2 separate regions of the Mus musculus genome follow, and region 2 is linked to region 1. The links are chromatin loops, found by intact Hi-C in ENCODE. Cell type or tissue: gastrocnemius. All regions are shown on one strand. Links, peaks and the distances in the headings refer to the core of each region. The heading gives the core; the rest is flanking DNA.

Evidence for each region. Hi-C counts contacts between places; a loop is a spot of excess contacts. Peaks named below come from ENCODE experiments on the same cell type or tissue, not always from the same donor. Only the 100,000 strongest peaks of a DNase experiment are listed, where the experiment ranks them.
Region 2: it touches region 1 in a loop (2.6-fold over the local background); 12 of 42 quality-filtered maps call a loop at or near these places.

The regions. Positions count from the first base shown.
Region 1 is chr3:94,845,976-94,853,579 of GRCm38, forward strand. The region is part of intron 1 of Pogz (pogo transposable element with ZNF domain); the gene reads left to right. Among named protein-coding and RNA genes, the nearest start is that of Pogz, 12 kb to the left of the region's middle. In gastrocnemius, for the core only: a CTCF peak has its summit at 3,566 (motif pointing left); a DNase peak (open chromatin) is centred at 3,563; H3K27ac peaks cover 220 bases.
Region 2 is chr3:94,619,169-94,626,772 of GRCm38, forward strand. It overlaps Tuft1 (tuftelin 1), which reads right to left. Exons shown (of 13, transcript NM_011656.3): 8 at 3,520-3,648; 9 at 2,883-2,977. Among named protein-coding and RNA genes, the nearest start is that of Tuft1, 36 kb to the right of the region's middle. In gastrocnemius, for the core only: no CTCF peak of the experiment used is centred there; a DNase peak (open chromatin) is centred at 3,101; H3K27ac peaks cover 665 bases.

The DNA.
Region 1 (7,604 bases), core at 1,980-5,979:
TTATTATTTCTAAGTACACTGTAACTGTCTTTGTACACACCAGAAGAGGGCGTCAGATCTTATTACATGGTAGTTATGAGCCACCATGTGGTTGCTGGGATTTGAACTCAGGACCTTCGGAAGAGCAGTCAGTGCTCTTAACCGCTGAGCCATCTCTCCAGCCCCCGTGAGTATCTTTATTAAATGCAGCATTTTATCATATTGCTGAAGTTTTTTGATGTGGTTATATGACTTGTTTGTATATGTGCGTGTGTGTGAAGGACAACCTTAGCTGTCTTTCTGGAGTTGCTACCACCTTGCCTTTAAAAAAAAGAAAGATTGAACTGTATCTATGTGTGGGCATGTGCACATGAGCACAGGTGCCCACAGAGGTCAGAGGCATTGGTTATGAGCCACCTGACATGGATATGCAAACTGAACTTGAGTGCTCTGTGAAGGCATTCTGCACTCTCAAGCACTGGCCATCTCACCGACCCAGTCCATCATGGGTCTTTTTTGGGGGTGGGGGGTGGGGTTAGGACTCTCACCTGAGAAGCTAGGCTTACTTGTCCCAGGGGCCCCAGGGATCCTGTTTCCCTCTCCCCATGCTGACCCTAACCTAGTTCTCACCCCAGCCCTGAAGATAAACTGGAGTGCTGCAAGGTTAGGCCTCCTCAAGAATGTCATTTATTCTGACTCCTTCTAAAGCCTCTCTTTTTACGCTAGACGATTTGCATGCTAAGTGAAAGAAATGGTCACATTCTGAGATACCAGTTTAGGTCCGAATCAAGGACTGTTTTGAAAATCTTGGCCTCACTGTCTTTCAGATACATTTTGGAATAAGTATAAAATATGCTCTCAGTCAGCAATTACTGGGTTAAGCAGCCTTACAGAAGGAAGTTCTGTATTCCTTCTACATCAAAAAAAGAAACTTTGCTAATAACTTGAATTTTCTTTACATTTTGAAAAAGTGAGGGGAAAAGTTCTTTTAAATATCTAGCATTCCCATTTTTCAGTTTTTGAGTAATAAGCCTTTTTCCTGAGAGAGACAACATAATTCAATCAGCTGGAAAAATTATGTTGTTGCAGGATATTTGATCACACTGTAAACCCCAAGATTGTGCTATTTACTGAAACCATCTGTTTCTATTGTGGTGAGGCTCAGCCCTTAGCACACACATTTAATGCCTCTGGCTGGAATACAGGCAGACCCTTTAATCCCAGACAATGAAGGTAAAGTTAGTTTGTAGAAGGAAGCAAGCACCATGTTTGAAAGTGATGACTAATTGAGTGGCAGACAAAGATGGATCAGATGGATCAGGGAAAGATTTGACAGACTAGTATATACTGGCTCTCATGAGAATAGAGAGGACGAGGAGGCTGGAGAGATGGCTCAGCAGTTAGAGGAAAAGGAAGCTCCCCAGGGAGCAGAGGAGAAGGAGAAGGTGGCTTTACCAGGACAGTTAGAGAGAGATAAGATGCAGAGAGAACAAGCTAGACATAGGGGAAGACAGAACAAGCCAGAGAATGAGAAGGAGCCAGAAGACTAGAACATACTGCCAAAATCAGTATAAGGCCAAGCAGGGCAATTCAGTCAAGAGGCCAAGACAGAAGCCAGATTCAGTCAGCTTGGAGAGGAGTTTGAACCAGAACAGCTTTGAGCCAGCCAGCTAGAGTTCAGAAAGAACAAGAACGGGTGCGCTTATTCAGCAGAAATCAGAGACTGAAAACATTCTAGATCTAGATTAGATTGTATGAATGCTAGAAGCTTCCAGGACTAGGCCTAAGTTAGCAGGCTGAGGCAGTAAGCCTTGGGGATGACAGTTATACAGGAGAATAAGACTTACATTTACATTATGTCATTTAAATTCATTATTTCACAAAATCAAAAATCCTGTATCCTGGTTATTTAGAGTATCTTAAGAGAGGGAGTTCAAAGGCTATGCCAGTGCCTAGCAAATACAGAAGTGGATGCTCACAGTCATCTATTGGATGGAACACAGAACCCCCAATGGAGGAGCTAGAGAAAGTACCCAAGAAGCTGAAGGAGTCTGGAACCCTATAGGAGGAACAACAATATGAACTAACCAGTACCCCCAGAGCTCGTGTCTCTAGTTGCATATGTAGCAGAAGATGGCCTAGTTGGCTATCACTGGGAGGAGAGGTCCTTGGTCTTGCGAAGATTATATGCCCTAGTACAGGGAAATGCCAGGGCCAGGAGGCGGGAGTGTGTGGGTTGGGGAAAAGGGGGGGTATAGGGGACTTTCGGGATAGCATTTGAAATGTAAATGAAGAAAATGAGAGAGAGAGAGAGAGAGAGAGAGGGAGGGAGGGAGGGAGGGAGGGAGGGGGGGAGGGGAGGGGAGGGGAGGGGAGGGGAAGAGAAGGGGAAGAGAAGGGGAAGAGAAGGGGAAGAGAAGGGGAAGAGAAGGGGAAGAGAAGAGAAGAGAAGAGAAGAGAAGAGAAGAGAAGAGAAGAGAAGAGGAGGGGAATTCTAGCCTAGTGGTACAGACTGCAACCCTAGGGTTTGGAAGTTGGGGGGTAGGGGCGGACTGCAAATTTGAGGCCAGCTCTGAGCAAAAAGCAAGACCTTGTCTGATTAGAGGAAAAGATGGGGAAGGGGAGTAAGATTATAAATACTTGATATAAAGATCAGTCTTTTGGGATATACTGGTAAAGTATTCACAGGCATAGTATGAAGAGCACAATTTGTTTTGAGATTGTTCTACTTAAAAAGAAAGCTGTGTCTAAGCCTAGCAGTGGTGGTGCACGCCTTTAATCAAAGCACTTGGGAGGCAGAGGCAGGCGGATTTCTGAGTTCAAGACCAGCCCGGTCTACAGAGTGAATTCCAAGACAGCCAGGGCTACACAGAGAAACCCTAGATAGAAAAAACAAAAAAATAAAAAAAGAGAAAGAAAGCTGTGTCTTGCTTGGTCTATGTTTGGAGAGGTGGTTTTCAGTTAGTCACCACTGAAACAGTGTCCTTTAAACATCTGCAGAGACTTCTACCCAGATTGTACTTGTCATTTTCCTGGATTCTTGACTGGAAGAGGTTGTAGTGTATGTATAAAGTTACATGGCAAAGAACAATGGCATACAGTTGTTTATTTGAATCCCCCCCCCCCTTTAAATTGGACCCATGTCAGAGCATGCCTGAGGAAGTCAGAGGAGAGCTTGTGGGAGTTTGTTCTCTTCTACTGTGTGGATGCTGAAGATGGAAGTGAGGTTGTCAGGCTTGGTTGCAAGGTGTCTTTACTCACTGAGTGTTCACATAGTCCTGTAGTTTTGTTTTTCAATTTCTGTAACTCAGTTTCTGGCTACATTGTCTAATAGTCTAATATCTGTATATGTTAAGCAGAATGAGAGAATTTAAGTAATACTTTAGGTACTTTGCTCTTGCTTTCCCTTTGAGGTTTTGGTTTGAAAAGACATATATAATTAAAATTGATGGTTAGAGGCCCCCTAGAGTCAAGGTAAGGGCTTTACCAGTTAAAATGGATTTCCAAACTGAGCCCCTGGTTGTCCCTGACTCTTGAGACTTTGTGAGATGTTTTACAATTACAAAGGATACAGTGCCATCTATTGGGCATTGCCCGAAGTACACCTGTCAAGTTTATAGGTTGATACACAGTGTAGTTTGGTTGTAGTTCTGGTTTTTGCAGTTCCAGGACTCTGAGGATACCTATAACCTTTGCAGTGAGGGCTTTGTGTGAGCACTGAAGGTAACTGTATCCATACTTTATTGGGCTCTTTCTACCACCCTTCTCCACCTCAATCCCTTCCACACCCCACCCCACCCCACCCCAACACTAGGTAGTTAAGAAAAAAGGTTAGAGGGGAAATGGGGGCAGGGTATAGACCTCTTTAGACTACTTCCTGCTGATTGGGGCATCGAGTTCCTTTGGGGGCAAGTCCAGTCAGTCTTCATTGTCAGAATATCCAATTACTTCTTCCCATCTCTTTACTCATGACCACTTGACAAACTGCAGCAGCCCTCTGGATTCTGGCATTTTTATACCCTCTCAAAAGTCCCCAGAATTTCAAATATGAACTATCTTCAGTTAGCAGAATCATGCCTTTGCCAGAGCACGAGACAAAATCAGTTATCTGCTATGAACAATCTGAAGCAGTTCCATACCTCATACCTGGGATTAAAACAAAAACATAGTCACATAACATAACATAACTGGGTTTTTAAAGAAACTAAAATTCTTAACTATAGTTAATAGTTTCAATTCAAGACAAACTGACCCCTTCTCAGCTCATATTGGAGGCCACAACAGCAGCTGCTCATGGTAGTGCAGTTTGCAGAATTCCTAGACAGGAAATACTAAAGTAAGATAGATGGGTTCTTACCTTAGATGCAAAGTTTAAAGAAAAATCTGTATCACAGTCCAAGTTTCCTTCCTGCTATTGTGATAAAAATATCTGGACATAAAGCAGTTTCCATAGGGGCTGGAGAGAGGCTCTGTGTTAGAGCACTGCTGCTCTTGTCGTGTACTCGGATTTGGTTCCCAGCACTCAGGTTGTGGTTCACTCATCCATAACTCCAGTTCCAGAGAATCTGACTTTCTTCTGACTTCTGTGGGCACCAGGTATACATATGGTGCTAATGCAGATTAAAAAGTAAATCTTCTAAAAATGTATTTAGGTGGGAAAGGGTTTATTTCAGGCTACAATTCCAGGTTATAGTGTATCTATCATTGCAGGTAAGTCAGGGCAGGAACTTAAAACAGCTAGTTACATCATTTCCACAGTCAAGAACAGAAAAGAAGGGCTGGAGAGATGGCTCAGCGGTTAAGAGTACTGACTGCTCTTTCAAAGGTCCTGAGTTCAAAACCCAGCAACAACATGGTGGCTCACAACCACATGACATCTGACACCCTCTTCTGGTGTGTCTGAAGATAGCTATAATATAATAATAAGATATAATAAATCTTTTAAAAGAATAGAAAAGAAATAGATATATACATGCTCACCTGCTTGCTTGTGTTCGGATCAGTTTTTCTTTCCCTTTTTTAACATATATTTATTTCTATGTACATTGATGTCTTGCCTCCATGTATGTCTATGCAAGGGTACCAGATCCACTGGAACTGGAGTTTCAGACAGTTGTAAGCTGCCATGTGAGTGCTGAGAATTGAATCTGGTCTTGGAAGAGCCCTAACTCTTAACTGCTGTCAGTCAGTTTTTCTCAGCTTATACAGTTTAGCACTCTCTGTCTAGGAAATGGTGACACCCACAGTGATCTGGGTCAGTTAACTTAATTAATTAAAACAGTCAGGGGCTGGATAGATGACTCAGTAGTTAGGAACCAGAGGTCTGGGGTTCAATTACCAGCGTCCACAATGAGGCTCAAAACAATCTATAACTAATTCTAGGGGCATCTGACACCTCTGGCCTCCAAGGGCTCAATGCAAACAAGTGATACACAGACATACATGTAGCCATTTAAATTATCTAATATTTATACCTGTAAAGAGACAGGAGGCATAAACTAGCAGGAGTTAAAAGCCTGCTACCTCAGTGAGGGAACTTTGTTTTCTGAACTATACACAAACTATCTATTTACAAGCCTGATTCTACAACTAAATTACTAGCTCTTTAGCAGTCACTTTCTATCTGTGTCATTGTACCTAACTAGTCTAGTCTACCTTTCTCTTGAGCTCTTTGAAACCCAAGAGGACTCCTTAGCTTTCTTTCCTAGAATATTATTTTACCAGTGGCCTGCAGCTGTTTCTCTGTTGTTCCTACAAACCTAAAGAGGAAATTCTTATCTCTTACCTGGAGCTCTTTTCCTAAAGGCTCTTCTAAGCGGAGAAAGAGGGGGGGGGGGAAGGGGTGGCAGGCGGGCAAGAGAGCTCTATTAAAGGTCCAATTGCTTATAAAAGAAACTTCACCCTTGGCAGGCTGAACCATGTCACTAGCTTAGTGTGGCAAGCCACAGTAGGGGACAAACCACTTCCTGTCTTGGTGGGGTAGCTCTAGGCCATCTAGCTGACTTTGCTTCAGATCATAGAGCCAAGACCACAAGACCTCTCTCTCCCAAGCAACTTGCTTTAAGATAGGCAGGTACTTTTCATTCTTTTGTGTTCTTGTCTGTAGAGGTTTTTTAGATGAATACTCAAACTGCACCGCTACAGGACACTTGTAACTAACTGTGTCTGACATGTAAATGCAGTATCTATTGAAGTTTTTATATTTTGCTAACAATTGGGTTTTCTATGTACAATAGTCAAATATCTTGTAACACAGGCAGGCAAACATACTCATATACATAAAATGAAATAAAAAAATAAAGTAAAAATGTTTCCCAGGACATATACATCGGCCAACCCAGTATAGCCAGTCCCTCACTGAGATTCTTCTCATGATTCTAGTGTGTAGTGATGACAAAACTGTGAAGTCAAGGTTTGGCATTAAGGGCAGGCTGGTGTACATAGTTCTAGGACATTCAGGGCTACATAGAGACATCCTGTCTCAGAAAAACCAAAACAATAACAACCAGTGAGTCAGACATGAACTTGAGAGGCAGAAATAGTTATGTTTCTGTGAGTTCAAGGCTAGCATGGTCCACCAATCGATTTCAAGGGCTACATAGTGAAACTCTATCTCAAAAACAAAGCAACACCAACAAAAGACCCTAAACATCACGATCACTAACTAGACAGTTTTGTGTGTATGCTGGAGACCATTGCATATGCTGGCAAGCACTGTACCCAACACATTATTAGAAGAAGTATAAAATTAGCTTTTACAGTATTGGGCTTCATTGTGGAATTTTCCAAAAAAACATTTGTGTAAGAGTGTGTGTGTGTGTGTGTGAGAGAGAGAGAGAGAGAGAGAGAGAGAGAGAGAGAGAGAGAGAGAGAGAGTATGAGTGTGTGTGTGAGAGAGAAAGAGAGAGAGAGTGTGTGTGTGTGTGTGTGAGAGAGAGGGGGAGAGAGAGAGAGTGTGTGTGTGTGTGTGTGTGTGTGTGTGTGTGTGTGTGTGTGTGTATGTGTGTGTAAGGCAAGAGTTGATGTTAGGGATTTCCCTGTTGCTTTCCATAGACAAGACAAGGTCCTCACTGACCCTGAGCTGCTGTTTCGGGCAGTCTAGGCTGGCTGCTCAGTGAGGTGTCGGGATCAGCCTGTTTCCTCCCTTCCCGAGTGCTCTGATTTAAAGCACCTCACCACCACACCTAGTGGTTCATCTGTTTGCTTTTTTGTTTGGGGCTTTTGTTTTGTATGTTGGTTCTGGGGTCTGAACTCAGGTCCTTCCCATCTTCCTAGCTCCTCCCTGCTTGTCCCTTTCAACCATTGCTGCCTTTAATTCCTCACTTGGGAGATTGAAGCCTGTAGTTTTCTGTGAGTTCAAGGCCAACTAGGTCTACATAGTAAGTCTCAAAAAAAAAAAAAGTATTGGGCTGGCTCGATGGCTTAGATAAAAGTGCTGCTGCCAAGCCTGACATCTTGAGTTTGATTCCTGAGACCTTTATGGTCGGAGAGGATCGATCCTGCAGGCTGTCCTCTAACCTTATGTGTGCTATGGCACACACATCTGTATACATGTATACAATAAGTAAATAAAGTAATGCTAAACGGTGTCAGTAGTGACTGGAAAACTGTAACAGATACAACAG
Region 2 (7,604 bases), core at 1,358-5,357, 230 kb before region 1:
ACTAAGGAGGCCTTAAAGTACACGGAGGAAGTGAGTGCTGGCTAGGGTGTGCAGACAGCTGCAGGACAGAAGCTAGTTAAAACCTTATATCCTTCAACCCCTCTCAACCTCTGGGGGAGAAACCAACTGTGCCTGCACATTGAAACATTCTCCAAATCCTGAACAAAAGGTTCAAAGACCTGTCAGGTCGAGAAGTGCATACACACATCAACAGCATACACCCACTGTTTGGAGACAGCAGCGCCGTCCCCTCTGGACTTCACCCTACACACCACTTCACCTACTGTTCACCTGATCCTTTAAGAACCTATAATATTGTTTCATCAGTTCCATGAGCCACTGCAACAAACTCTTGAACCTAAGGAAGCAACTGGGTAGAACCACACACCCACACACACTCACAAATGAGAAAGGGGTATGGTTATCCTTGAGCACACTAATTTTGATTGTCAGCTAAAGTGGGGGTAGAATTGAACCCTTGACATGAGGGGTCCACAGTAAGTCTGGACAATATCAGACTTGAATTAGACTGCGAGACCCACAGTCAGTGTCTGGAGAGAAACAGAAGGTTGCTTGATGTCATGATGCTGTGAGCAGAGAGTAATTTCCCTAGTCACCCTTGAGAATGTCCAGAGATTCCTGAAAAGCCACGGGCACTGCTTATTCTCAGTTCTGCCTAAAGATATCAACAAGTGCACGCTGTTAGCAAATGAGTGGTACCCAGGCAATAGTGTTGCACACCAATAATTCCAGCACTCGGGAGGCAGAGGCAGACAGATCTGTGAGTTTGAGGCCAGCCTGGTCTACAGAGCAAGTTCCAGGACAGCCAGAGCTACACAGAGAAACCCTGTCTCAAAACAAAACCAAACATGGGTAGTACTGAGGGTGAGGTGGTCACAATGCACCGATGCCCCAACATCCTTCCTGAACACTCTAAATCCCGCCCTCAGTTCTCCACACGAGGTGAGTGGTGGTCAAATGCTATTCCAGAGCATTCGTTTGGGATCATCTCATCTTTTGTTTCTCTTGCTCTTCTTCTTGGCTCTGCCCTCAGTCCCTCCCACACAGAGGAAGAGGTCTGAATGCAGCCATCCCTCAGCACCAAGCATCATTCGATTAGAGCCCCCGAGTGCTGCCGTCCCTCACTAGCATTTGCACATGTCCTTCGAGTGTGCATTCTCCCTTACGCTTCAGTGTTTAGGATACTCTGGGGGACCAATGGCAACAAAATAAGACTTCAGATATTCAGTAAAGAGATAATTTACAATTTCCTGGTTTTCGGTTTGTTTGTTTTTTTCCTTTGGGGCAGGGTCTCACTCTGTAGCCCTGAATGGCCTAGATCTTGCCTGTAGACCAGGTTGGCCTAAAATTCATAGAGATCATTCACCTGCATCTATCTCCTGGGTGCTGGGATTAAAGGCGTGAGCCACCACTTCCAGCTCCAACTGTTCATTTAAAGTTACTCAGATATGACGTCAAACTAGAAAGGAGGCTAGAATAAAAAGATGCTGCACTTTCCATGCCGGGAAGGTCAAACCTGGGTTGTCCTAAAGAAGAGGAAACATTCTCTGGAGACAGAGGAGCAGTGGCAGACTGGTTTGTTGATCCTGGCCCTTCAGGGGATGTCTACTGACTGTGAAAAAGATCGCTGGTACAATGATGATCAGACCCACAATGGCTTACTGAGATTAAACTGTTGTTCTTTACTTTTGAGCCAAACTGTGTTAAGTTGCACAGGCTGGACTGGGTCTTATGGTCCTTCCTCTGTCCCCTGAGACCCTGGAATAATAGGTACAGACTACCACTACTGCATCCAGAAAGATGGTAATCAGTTTCACTCTGTAGTACAAGCTGGCCCTGAACTCATAGCAATCCTCCTGCCTCAGCCTTCTAAGGGCTGGGATTATAGGCATGTGCCACCATGCCCTGTAAACGTCTTGTTTGGTCCTGAACTTTCAGGAGGCAGTCTCTGCTCTGAGGAACCCACTGATCTGGAGCCTCTGATCCCCTCTCCTCAGAGGAGATTTGCCAAACCCTCTAACTTAGTAGGTCAATATGCTCAGCAGGTAGTTCTTGGTTTCTATCTGAACTGCTTGGAGCAAGAGAAAGTCCTCATAGAGCTCTAGACTCTGTCTCCAAAAGACTGGAGAGATTAAATGACTTCAAGAACTTCTAGTGTTGCTGCTTTAGGAGTAAGAAACGGAGTGACACGTCCAGCAAAACCTCCTTCACTGAGAGCCGTGACAGCCCATGCTCCCTTGACTCTACCTGACCTAATAAATCCTTTTCTTTAGGTCTTTGCCCATGATGTGTTCATTAAAAGATAAAGAGATAGGGAGTGTCTTCTATGGGAGTGTGGTGAGGTGTCGGGGAAGGGGATGTCTCAGCAGGCCCATGCCAAGGCATCCCTTCCCCCTGAGGGACCAGCCACATAGAACAGAGTTTATTCAGGGCATAGGGAGGGGAGTTAAGAGGCTAGTAGAGGCAGAGAAAGGCAGAAGAGAAGTAGTGGCAGGCCATGGCCATGTGGAGAGAGGGGGAAGGAAAGAGCCCAAGAGGGCAGGAGGGAAGCAAGAACAAGCAAAAGGCAAGAGAGGGAGGAGGGGGCAAGCAGCCCCCTTTATAGTGGGCCAGGCCTACCTGGTTGTTGCCAGGTAACTGTGGGGTGAAGTTTAGACAGAATGCTAACAGCCCCCTTGTTAAATGAACTCCCTGAAGAAGGCAGCCCTCTGAAGAGTCTCTGGCTGGGTGGGGCTCCACCCTCCACAAGCACACTGAGTTAGAAGTGGAAGATCTGACATCATCAGCAGCTTCCTTCCAGGGAGCTCACAGCCCGCCCTCTCTTCCCTACACTCAGCTCTACAGTGAACAAGGGCCCTTACTTTTCTCTTTCTGTTTGACAGTCAGCGTTCTTGATCCGAAGCTCTTCTAGGGCCATCTCTCCTTCCCTGACTTTCACCAGTAAGGCCTGATGCTCCTGGGTGGGACAAAAGAAAAGGTCTGTAGCAAGAACAGACATCAACACCTTGGGGTGAAATGGGTACCTGAACAGGGGTTTGGCTGCTACTGGGCCTGGGACGGTTGCCAAAGAACAGCAGGCCAGGCTGGTTTGATGGGCGGCCTCCCCTGTCAGGGAATAGCCCTTCCCACTCTCAGCATACAGAAATTTCCCAGCCTCACCCAGCTGCCCGAGGGAGAACTTGGCCCTGCATTGTGCAAGCCCACCTGCCACCTCTGGCCAATCCTGGATGAAACACGTGGAATGACTGGCGACTCGGAAGTCTTCAGAAACCCAAAGGGGCATCTATGTAAGAACACGTCTAAGGCGGGAATAGTCTCACCTGCAGCAGAAGGAGGCTAAGGCTGGATGACAGACCCTCCATTCCTAAAACGCTGCACGGTATCAGAATGGATGTGCGAGGCTGCTAGAAAGGGATGCTTTTGGGGATATTAGGGAAAGACGCCTTGGGTCCCTTCCTGCCCCAGGGCTAGACTCTGAAGGTAGAACATCACCATTACCGCCTCCATCCCCAGCAAGCGCCTCTGTAGCTCCTCGATTTCTGCCGCTTTCTGCTCCACTCTGTCCTCCTCTCTCTGAAGGGCCACATTACTCTGTTCTGCTTCTCGCTGATAACGGCTGAGTGTGACCTACAACATAGAAGGGTGTGTTCAATGGTGAAAGGGAAAAGGCAAACATCAATAAACCTTCAAGGGGAACCTGGAGGGGCCCATCAGGACTGCTATGGAGACTAACTGGCCCCTCACAGACTAAGTTCATCTCCAAAGTCAACTGGCACACGGGTCATCAAGACCCCCTGGTTGATATCTTAGAACACCTCCACGACCCTTCCAGGGCTGACAAGCTTAACCCAATGCTGTGGCTTCCTTGCTGGTCAGAAGCAAATAACCTAAGAGACACACTCCTATCTTTCCACTTCCCTTGGTATGGCCACCTCCATGCCAAGGCCAACCCAGTGCCTGCACAAGGTGCTGCAGCAGGCAGTGTCTGTCCTTAAGCAGCCTAGAAACCACACTGGAACGAACAGAAGGGTTCCCAGTTGTTAGAATGAGAGTAAAGAAAGACCTTGCCTTGTTTCCTCTGCTCTCATCTCACCAATGCCTGCTTATCCTTCAGGTCCACAGATATCCCACCTAAGCACCCTCCTAGCCCTGGGAAAGTTCTTCTCAGATTCAGTGCACTCGTGAGCTCAGTGCAAGTTCATGGCAGACAGGTCTTGGTTTCTTCCACACCTTCAAAGAGCCACAAAGTTCCTTGCATACAGGTCTTGGTGGAACTGGTGCTCGTTCAGTCCATTTCTCCCCATCACAAATAAAGCTAGGCAATGGCAGGCCCATGCTCCCTCCAGGGTATGTCGCCGTCCACTTCTCTGCTTCCCACCCACCCCAGACACCTCATCACTTGGTAAGAGAGAATCCAGATAAGCTCTGGAAGGCCTGGATGACAGAAAGCAGCCAGGTTGTCTGGTTATTCCCAGTCTCAGAATCAGGGTAGAAAAAGCTTGATGCGGAAAATATTATGATGGGACCTGTCCACATAACACAGCTGCCCTAGCCAAGCAAATTCACTGCAAATCCCTCCTGACAGCAGGCAGCCAGCAGGACAGGAACCCAAGCTTAATGACAGGCAATATTTATTATAATTATCAATCTTGCCCTTCATACCCCCAGGTTCAAAAAAAACCAGACTGGACAATCTTACTCATCAGGAGAGGTTAGGAAACACCCTCAATAATACCTATTAGCCTAAAATGGGCCAGCTTCCTGGGCAGGAGCTTAGAACAGGGGCTCTCATCTCAGTACATAAATACCACATGCAGGCTGATGTGTGCATAGCAGAGCTAACAAAGCCTTGGTCTAAATCTCCAATTAGGATCACAGAGATGCAAAAAACAAACATAAAAAAACCAACAGACACAAACAAACAAAAAAAGCCAGACTCCGCTGGGCATGGTGGTGCATGCCTTTAATCCCAGCACTCGGGAGGCGGAGGCAGGCAGATTTCTGAGTTTGAGGCCACCCTGGTCTACAGAGTGAGTTCCAGGACAGCCAGGGATATACAGAGAAACCCTGTCTTGAAAAACAAAAACAAACAAAAAAGCCAGACTCCTCTGTCCCAGTAGCTCATCCTGCCCTGCTCACAGAGGAAGGAACCTGACCAAAGGGCACCTGCTGCAGGTGGGTAAAGAAAGTCCCACTGTCCCAAACCATAGTGGCTGTGATCCCCAGCCTGTGCATGTTTTGTTCAGGCAGCTCTTCCTTAGGAGCAGCTGGCTCCACCACAGTCAGAAATGACAAATGTGTCTGGAATGCCACAGCTTCCCAAAGTTTCCAACACCCTACCCCTGCTTGGGGTGGCAGCTCCAGTCTCCTCTCCTTGTAGCTTTTACAGAGAACACAGGAAATAGGTGGTCATCGAATTGGTACCTAAATAACCAGACTACCTAAAATGTGTCATGGAAAAGGGACTGGGAACGCCTTTACCAAACGGCCGCTATGCTTGCAAACTGGTCTTAAAATTGTCCCAAGTCAATCTATGCATAACAGGAAAGTGTGCTTAGAAACGGAGCACCAGGCACTGGCATAGCCTCACAAGAGACAGCTAAATCAGGGCCTGTCGGCAAAATCTTGCTGGAGCTCGAGTCTCTAGCTGCATATGTAGCAGAAGATGGCCTAGTCAGCCATCACTGGGAAGAGAGGCCCCTTGGCCTTGCAAACTTTATATGCCTCGGTACAGGGGAACACCAGGGCCAAGAAGCGGGAGTGGGTGGGTTGGGGAGCAGGGCAGGGGGAGGGTATAGGGGACTTTCGGGATAGCTTTTGAAATGTAAATGAAGAACATATCTAATAAAAAAAATTGTAAAGAAAAGAAGCACCAGGAAAAACAAAGCCCAGCTGCCTCTTCTACCCACTGAAGCTAGTGCTCACACACAGCCTCACACAGTCCATCTGCAGGGTCCAACAGCCCTGAGGAAAGCTGTCACAGGCTGTGTCCTTAACCTCAGGGCAGTTCACCATCCTCACTGTTGTTCTTCATCCTCTATCTTCCTCTCAAAAATCCTCCTCTTTAGGATCAGTAAGATGGATCCACAGATGCCATTAATCCCAGCACTCGGGAGGCAGAGGCAGGCGGATTCCTGAGTTTGAGGCCAACCTGGTCTACAAAGTGAGTTCCAGGACAGCCAGGGCTATACAGAGAAACCCTGTCTCGAAAAACCAAAAAGGAAAAAAAAAAAAAAAAAAAAAGATGGATCTACAGGTAAAAGTCCTTGTCGTCAAGTCTAGGGACCCAAGTTTGACCCCAGGGAGCCGTACGGTGGAAGGAAAGAAACCACTCCAGCAAAGAGAAACTCAACTCCACACAGGCACTGCGACACACCACCATCCACAATGAAAAAAAATCTTTTTAGTGCCATGAAAAGGAATTCAGGCTAGCTGTCCTCCTTCTATGAGATCCCAATGTGCCTGTGAAGAACATAATCCTATCATAACATATTTTATTTGTGAATGAACAATAATAGAAGGGTTATTGTTCTAATGCACTGTAGTGAGGTTTTGCTACTTTGTGGGTTTTTCTTCCTTCCAACCTTCTCCACCCTTCTTCTTCCACCTGTTCAACCCCTTAAAACTACATGAGAGGAAAGAAAAGAAATCCCTGAATAAAGTCAGACGTTGGAAAAGGGACAACATTATTGTTAGACTACTTCCCTTTTGTTGGGGGTTGGTTCTAAAGCTTTGAATTAATCCGGCCCCCAAAATCAGGAATCCGTGTGTCCAAACACTAAAGGTCCTTGTCCCCAATTGGTTTTTGATCAATCAATAAAGAGCCAACAGCCAATGGCTGGGCAGGTAGACTGAGGCAGGATGTTGAGATTGGAGTGGACTAGGAACTGGGAAGAGGAAGGAAGGAAGAATCACCAAGATCCAGAAGGAAGCAGAGCAGATTTAGAGCTGCAGAAGGAAAATCATCCGAAATGGAGGTGAGAGGGAATGTGGCCCCCAGAAGGGCTGCCCAGAAGCGTCTTGGGCAGAAAAGACTAGGGGGGGAACCCAGAAGGAGCCGGGGCAACACAGATAAAATACAGAAGTAGAGGGCATTAAACCAAGATTGCAGAAGGGAAATGTGTGCTGAGCTAGCCAAGGCATTTTAAAATTAACTGGTGTGTGTGTGTGTGTGTGTGTGTGTGTGTGTGTGTGTGTGTGTGTGTGTGTGTCTTTCATTCCTGAATCCAGATAGTGGATGCATGAAGTTCTACCCGGTGATGAGTTCCTTGGGACAAGTTTGATCTTCCCTATCAGGATATCTAATTTCTTCTTGTTTCTTCTCTGTGCACAACTACTTAGCAAACCACAACCAACAGCAACCAACAGTAACTGACAAACAGCAACCAATAGCCAACAACCCACCATGCCTTTCAGGAGCCTAGCATTTATGTACCCTCTGCAAAGTCCCCAGAATTCCAAACATCACACAATTGCAGAATCTACCTGGACCTGGCAAAACCACGCCCCTGATAGAGCATGAGGTAAATCATAGTGAGCTGCTGTCAACAACTGTGAACAAGCTACACCATACCCCACACCTG